3 separate regions of the Mus musculus genome follow, and all the other regions are linked to region 2. Evidence: chromatin loops called from intact Hi-C (ENCODE). Cell type or tissue: left cerebral cortex. All regions are shown on one strand.

Evidence for each region. Peaks named below come from ENCODE experiments on the same cell type or tissue, not always from the same donor. Only the 100,000 strongest peaks of a DNase experiment are listed, where the experiment ranks them.
Region 1: a loop joins it to region 2, with 6 times the contacts of the local background. A loop is called at or near these places in 41 of 42 quality-filtered maps.
Region 3: it touches region 2 in a loop (4-fold over the local background); 6 of 42 quality-filtered maps call a loop at or near these places.

What each region holds. Positions count from the first base shown.
Region 1 is chr9:62,552,525-62,555,024 of GRCm38, reverse strand. No RefSeq gene overlaps it. Among named protein-coding and RNA genes, the nearest start is that of Gm39352, 12 kb to the right of the region's middle. In left cerebral cortex, a CTCF peak has its summit at 1,506 (motif pointing right); DNase peaks (open chromatin) are centred at 175 and 1,520; H3K27ac peaks cover 1,481 bases.
Region 2 is chr9:62,286,102-62,288,601 of GRCm38, reverse strand. No RefSeq gene overlaps it. Among named protein-coding and RNA genes, the nearest start is that of Spesp1, 5.2 kb to the right of the region's middle. In left cerebral cortex, a CTCF peak has its summit at 1,454 (motif pointing left); a DNase peak (open chromatin) is centred at 1,449; H3K27ac peaks cover 240 bases.
Region 3 is chr9:63,134,833-63,137,332 of GRCm38, reverse strand. No RefSeq gene overlaps it. Among named protein-coding and RNA genes, the nearest start is that of Gm25064, 2.8 kb to the right of the region's middle. In left cerebral cortex, a CTCF peak has its summit at 1,289; a DNase peak (open chromatin) is centred at 1,295; H3K4me3 peaks cover 579 bases.

The sequences.
Region 1 (2,500 bases), 270 kb before region 2:
GAAATTGCCCTTTCGTCTCCTGCACTTGGAGTTTGGACAGAGGGCATCCATTTTTGTTAAACAGGAACACAATCTAGAGAGGGTACAAGCCTCCCAGGGGAAAGAAATAGCCATAAGAGGGATTGGGGGAAGCAGGGCATTGTTGCTGGGCAACCAACTTCTTCTGTTGCCTCGGTAACAGCCCCATCAGAGGGAGGCTGTATGCAGAGTGTGCCTATGAGCTCCAGTCCTGGTGGCACCAGCTGGCTGGGTGTCCCCTCCCCCCACCCTGTTTCACACGGCCTCCTGCACATATGGGAGGGCCCCAAGCAAGGTTACAGCCCTTTCCCTCTGCACCTCCTGCCTTCTGCACCATCCTTCAGCACAGAAGCATATGCTGTGCACATCCAGGTAGTCCGCTTGCCTCCAGACTCCTGTTCATACTCTCATTCACTCAACAAACATGCACCCTATGGTGCCTACACTGCAAGGACTCAGCCAGGTCCCAGGACACAGGGAAGTCAGGTAGGGTCACACAGTTTCAAGCAGTAACTAGCAGGGTAGTCAGACAAGTAACTGTGAATGCATTTGACCAGAGAACCATGGAGTCACAAAAGAGTGGGCCTCCACATCTGAGGGAGGAAAGGGGGAAGGGGTGGGCCGTGTAACACACTCCCAAGATGCCATGATCTCCTCTCCAGAACTTTGAGCAGTACTCACTGAGGCAAAGGGAACGTGCAGCTGTGACTACATTAGGGACTGTGTGGTGGGGAGTTACCCAGATCATCTTGGTGGCCCTGGATGTAACTATGGGTCTTCCAAGAAAGAGAGAGAACTAGAGAGAGGGAGATGGGGTGGTAGAAACACATGGCAGGAGCGCTGTGAGGAAGGGCCACAAAGTGCAGCATCTCCACAGCCCTCTGCTTTGGACTTCTGACCTTCAGTGCTGAGAAAGTATACAGTGGTCTCACTTCAAAGCATCAGATTTGTGGTCATTTGTAAGAGTGGCCACAGGGGTGGGGGGAAGAGTTGCCACAGAAAACTAATAGGGGTTGGAGAATTTCTTGGAGGAGGTGATGTCTGGTAGAACTCTAAAGAATTAGGGGTGAGTCCCTCAAGGGACAGAGAAGCCTACTTAGACAAAGACCAGGATGAGATTGGCTCTGGTCCACTGTGCTTTCTCAAGGCCGTGAGAGATAGACAGGGAGAGGAGGTAGAGGCTGGCAGTTGTGAGAGAGGAAGGTAGTGGCCGGATCACACCGGGTGTCCCAGGGAGCAAGAGGGAGCCACTGAAGGTCACAGGGAGAGGTGGCTGAGTCACACTGCAATGCTGAGGTCCCTGGCTTCAGCAGAAAGGACTGTGGAAGCAGTATAGTCCCCATGAGAGTTGAGAACAGCAGCGATGGGATGAAGGGGCAGCAGGAAAGGCTAGACTCTGGGATGAACTGGGGCGAACTATGGACTGACTCCATCCATCCCACTGTTTGGAAGACAAGGAAAGAACAGGTAATTTGGGGCTTTGGTTTTGCCAGTAGGTGGCGCCATTGGCCATACGGTGGTAGGGAGCCAGAAGTCTGGGGCAGATGTAGAAAGGAACCCAGTGTCTCTGAGCAAAACCCCAGGAGGTGGGAAATACTTACTGGGAATTAGATAGAGGATGCTGCCCAGAGAGCCTGTGGCTGTTAGGGTGCCTCTGCGGAGGCACCACCCCAGTTACCTCCTATTGCAGTTCCAACCAGAAGGTTCCAGAAGCTGACAGAGACTGAATATCTGAAGAGCAGCCCTGTCTGGGACCTAGAAAGCAGCTCTGTGTTCTCAACATCTCAACTCCAATTTCTTTATAAAACCTAGGCAGACTCCACCCTGGCCTGAGGAAGGGGACACCGTGGATCCGTTGGTGGCCCACCCTCCCACCCTTCTTCCAGTCGTCCAATATCCAGGAGAGCTGGAGGTGCCAGTGAGGCCTGAAAATGACCAGAACCCAGCTGGAAACCAAGAGTCTCAGGTGTATGGCAGGTCAAAGAAGGATGGGTACCGGCAACATCCTCACGTCCAACTCTGGGGGTACGTCTGTGAAAACACTGGGGTGTGAACTGGTAAACTGGACAGTAACTTAAAATTTTCCACCCTAAGAAAGTACTCTCTCCCACCAGGTATAGGGGCACACACCTTTAATCCCAGCAGAGGAGGAGGCAAGTGGATCCTTGTGAATTGGTGGTCAGCCTGGTCTAAGCAGTGAGTTCTAGGCTAACCGGGGCTATAGAGTGAGACGCTGTGTGATAGTTTGAGTAGGTATGGCTCCCACAGACATTTTGAATGCTTGGTCATAGGAAGTGGCACTATTAGAAGGTGTGACCTCGTTGGAGGAGTTGTGTCACTGGGAGGGAGGCTTTGGGGTTATATGAGCTCAAGCTAGTTGAAGTCACATGGTTTCCTTCTGCTGCCTTCGGATCGAGATGTAGAACTCTCAGCTCCTTCTCCATCACCATGCCTGCCTGCACACTGCCATGTTTCCCACCAT
Region 2 (2,500 bases):
GAAAAACAAGGTCAGTCTCAGCTGTTATTCCCCAGGAGCCATGCACCTCTCTTTTTAAGACAGGCACTCTCATTGAGACCCGGACCTTGATGGCTAGGCTAAGCTGGCTGCCCAGAGAGCTACCTGTTCTCACCTCCCCAGTGCTGAGGTGACAAATGCACAATACCATGCTCATGTGGCTGCTGGGGACTGGACTCATGTCCTTATGCCTGAGCTGTAAGCACTTTGCTGACTGAGTCATCCTCACAGCTCTGAAACCCTGTTTTATATAAAATTATCTTCCATTTGATTTGGTGGCACCTGCCAGAAAATTCCATATAATCTTTAACACTTCATACTTATAGAGCTTGAACTTAGTCAGGCATACAAAAAAGCCTGTGGGGCAGCAAAACACACACACCAACACACACACCAGAGAGAGAAAGAGGTCTTATCTGTGTGTATTTTATTCTTCAGAAGTTAAATGAGTTTCTAACTGAACTTGTGTTGAGGACTCCTTTGAAATTCATCCAGGTGGGGAGCTTCGTGGAGACTTACAACACATCTTTGGGTCACCAGCTTCACCCTTAGACTGTCATGAGGTCTGACACTAACAGCCACAATGTCAGAGTCTTCCTGGATGGAGCTAAAAGTATGCCAAGGACCACATGCTTGCAACTCCTTTCAGCTACACCCATCCTCTTTACAGTTTATTAAAATCATTCCACGGGGCCAGAGAACTAGCTCGGTTAAGGCTGGAGAGTTGGCTCAGTGCTTGACATCTGGGGAGCTGGCTCAGTGGTGAAAAGCACTGGCTGACCTTACAAAGGAGAGGATTCAAGCTCAGTTCCCAGCAGGCTTGCCATCATCTGCAACTTCGGTTCTAGAGGATCCAGTGCCTTCCTCTGCCCTTTTCTGACATACAAATACACGCAGGCAAAGTAGCTATACACATAACATTAAATGAATCTCTTTAAAGCAAACAAAAATGTTCCACAGAGACAATTTCAAGTCCTCTATAGTAAGTAAAGGAAGAAAACAAAACCCCCATTTGCCTAACTAGGTGTCAGAACCTGGCAAAACAGGGCATTTTCCAGAGGCAGCCTAGCACTCTATTGTGCCCCAAGATGGGTGTGGTTTTGTAAGCTGATTTCAGTCCTGGCCTGTGTGCAGAGCGGCTGCACTGGAACCGGAGACAAGGACAGCATTCCTCAAACCAGCCTACAGCGGGGAAAATACTTTCAACATGCAGAGACCTGTTAAATTATTCTTATTGAATTGTTTAAAATATTGCTGTGTGATATTTGTTGTATTTAGAATGGGAAGCATGAAAACTAAATGCACAATAAATAGCAAAGCATTTATTGCTACAGTGTAGCAAAATTAAAGGCCAGTTTCTAGATTCTCAGCAGCAGGTGCTCAGAAGTTAGCAGGCAACTCCCGTCCACTCATTAGTGAGGCTCTGCTGCCCTCATGTGGTGAAATTACTTCTCTGCCAGAACCTGTGATTGTCCTAGAGAGCATCTTTTGTCTTCCTCTCAGGCTGAACTCATCCCTCAAGCAAATTTTTCTGCCTCAGCTTTCTATGAAGTTATAGGGATGAGACACTAGACATTACATATATCTTAGAGAGAGTGTCTTTAAAAGTATTATTAGGGTGGTTGAGTGGATGGATGGAAGGATGAATGGAGACATGGATGGCTCCATGGATAAAACACTCTTCAAGCATGAGGGCCTGAGTTTGAAACCCCAGCTCACATAAAAAGCCAGGCATGGGCTGGAGAGATGGCTCAGTGGTTAGAGCACTCACTGCTCTTCCAAAGGTCCTGAGTTCAATTCCCAGCAGCCACATGGTGGCTAACAACCACCTGTAATGCAATCTGACATCCTTTTCTAGAGTGTCTGAAGACAGCTACAGTGTACTCACATATAATTAAAATAAATAAATCTTAAAAAAAAAAAAAAAGAAAAAAAATCCAGGCATGGCTGCATATGGCTGTACCTTCAGAACTGGGAGGAAGAGCCAGGCTAGACCAATGAGCTTCCAGTTTAGTGAGAGACTCGGTCTCAAAAGCAATTCAGCAGAGAATGATAGAGGAAGATATGCTATTCTGGTTAGTTTTGGTCAGCTTGACATAAACTTGGGTCCACTGGAAAGAGGGAATCTCAAATGAAGAACTGTCTCTATCAGATTTTCTGTGGGCATCTCTATGGGACAGCTTCTTGGGGCAGCCTATTATGGGTGGTGCTATCTCATGGTAGATGGTCCTGGGTTGTATAAGAAAGCAGGCTAAGCCACGATGAGCAAGACAGTGAGCAGCCTTTCCCCATGGCTTCTGTTTCAGTTCCTGGCCTGAGTTCTTGCTATATCTTTTTTCAAGAATGGGTGGTAATTTGAAAGCCAAATAAACCCTTTCCTCTCCAAGTTGCTTTCAGCCAATGTTTTATCACAGTAACAGAAAGCAAGCTAGGTCTCCTGCTGTGGCCTCCAGATGGTGAACCTCACACTCACACTCACACT
Region 3 (2,500 bases), 850 kb before region 2:
GTGGAGGACGGAACTGAAAAAGCTCTTTCTCTTACGAATTTTTCAGCCCAGACTGGCTTTCATGTCCTCCTCTGGCTAGCAAAGGTCCTGCGATGTGCCCTTTATTTTTTCCAGGTCCTCACTTCCCAATCTCCATTAAATGTCGTTCGACTGTCTCTGCCCTGAGGCTCAGGGAAACACTCCAAGAAGAAAGCCCATCTGCAGGCCGCTGCCTGGACCATCGCCTCCAAGAACAGGCTCTCAGCCTAGCACCGCAGGCTCTCCCCAAGCACTCTCTAGGGGACCTTGGAAGCGAAGTCGAAGTCGGGTCCTGCAGTTCTCTGGAGTTTCAGGCGGGGAGTTTCACTGGAGGCCTTTTGTGATGCAGGCAAGCTGGGACACAGTCTGGGTGATGGCGAAGAGAAGCAGATGCTGAGCCCCTTGCACGGGTGAAACCCAAGACTACTCAGTCCCTGGGCTGTGGCTGAGACCCTTCAAGCCTCGGATACTGAGAGAACAAGACTGGTGTGGAAGTAAGGGTGGTGGGGTCAACCAGGCAAACTGTAGGGCTCCCTCTTGCTATTCTCTTTCTGGGATCCCCAAGGCCTTGGAATCATTTATGTAGGGGTGAGGTAAAAAGGGCATGGTTACTCTGCTCACTTCTGGGCTGCACCCACCGCGAAAGTGAGACCCACTTAGGAAGTGACTTGTGTTCCCAGGGCACCCCTGCAGGAGAGGACACTTGCAGATTGCATTCGAGTATTCTGTGGTCTCAATGCATCTAAATGCACAACCCTTTTCTGTAAAATGGGCAGGACAGTTGCCACCTAAGCCCGAAGGTCCGTGGCTACACACCAACTAAGGAGTCTGGAGAATATTGAATTCTCGCGTTTTCCCTCCAAACTCCCCCAAAGTGGAAAAAAGTATACAGGGACCTTGGGCTAGCCAGAAGGAGAGCCTCAGATGGTAGGGAGCCTCTCAGGGTTGGAGGTGTTGGTGGATTCGACCTAGAAAGTTCCATCGCGCAAAAAAATAAAACAAACTACAAAACACAGAAACCCTCCTGGGCTCTGCATCACTTAGAAATGGCTTGTTCCCCCCCAAAATGTTAATAACCAAACGATTGGTATGGATGTAATTATCAATAATTATACGAATTATTGCTGATTGCGGGGCTCGTAGCTACTTTAATTAGCTTACCAGATTCTAATTAAGTTAAATGAAACATTAATAGAGAAAATATGCTTTAAAAAAAAACCCAGGATTTTTAATGTCTATTTCTCGCCACAATGTTGCCACCTTGCGACGAACTTTAGGCATTACAGCCATCGCAAGCGGCTCAGACACCTTCGCTCTAGCAGAGAAAAGTGTGCTTGCGGGATTAAGGGGGATTGTGGACACCGGATTTCTCCGGGTGTTTGCTTTGGCAACTCTGTTTCCCTGCGTTCCCTACAAGACTCTGCCTCTGGAATACAGGTCCGGAGCTGGGGAGCTATGTAAACATGCCCGTCCACGTCCTTTCTCTAGAGGAACTCCATCCCTTTTGGGAGCTGCGTGGGACAGATTGTCGCTCTCCACCACTGCGACAAACCTTTCCTAAGAGACTAAGTAGAGAGATGTTTTATGCCCTTGAGACACCAGTAAATTGCTTCTCACCTCTGTCTCCTCTGCCAATGGGTTCCTCACGTCCCTGGCACAGCTAACTTCTGAGTTCTACAGGGCTTCAGGTTCCTGAGTCTAGGAGGACACTTACTTTCTTGTTATCTTTGGCTGTATGAGTCGGCCTCCCAGGGGACCACAAGTACCTCCACAACTAAGGTCATATCTTATTTTTCCTCCAACGGTACACGGTGCCCACGTGGAATATCCACGTGAAAGGATAGTTCATCTAGGTGCTGGAAACGTCTGAGGGAAGGGATCCCCAGGTGCTTCCGGACAACAGCCACTGAGATGCAATTACGCTCATTTACATAAGGTTAATTAAGCTCGAGAGCTCGCTGCTCTCAAAGAAGATCCTTCATCAATAGAATTAGTGTTGGGGCAGGGTGTCGAGTAATTTATCATCAACTTAGGAAAGAAAACCCTTCCTCCTGTCCCAACTGTGTCTCAAGAACACTACCTCCACATTTTGCAAGCCCATGGTTCACACATTCCCAACTACCCTGCCACACCGTACAACCGTAAGCCTTTGCAGATATGCAACTCTCACCTAGAATCCGGATCGCCAGTAGAAGCAAAACTGCCCTTCACGACCCCTCCATGCTTTCCATCATTCTAAACAGCCTCACCTGGTCCTCCCCATCCAGAGGCCCCGGTGGTGTTCGGTGATGTGCTAAGAGTATAAACTCTGTAACCAAGTTCTCTGCCTCTCCTTGTGTGGTAGGGAACCCACAACAAGAGTTGGAACTCTGTTTCTGCTTAAAACATGACTTCATGCAGGGATGAGCTAATGCAGGTAAACCCTGGAAGACAGTCTGGGTGAAGAAGAGCTAGCACATCTGTGTGTGATAGGAAAGGACAC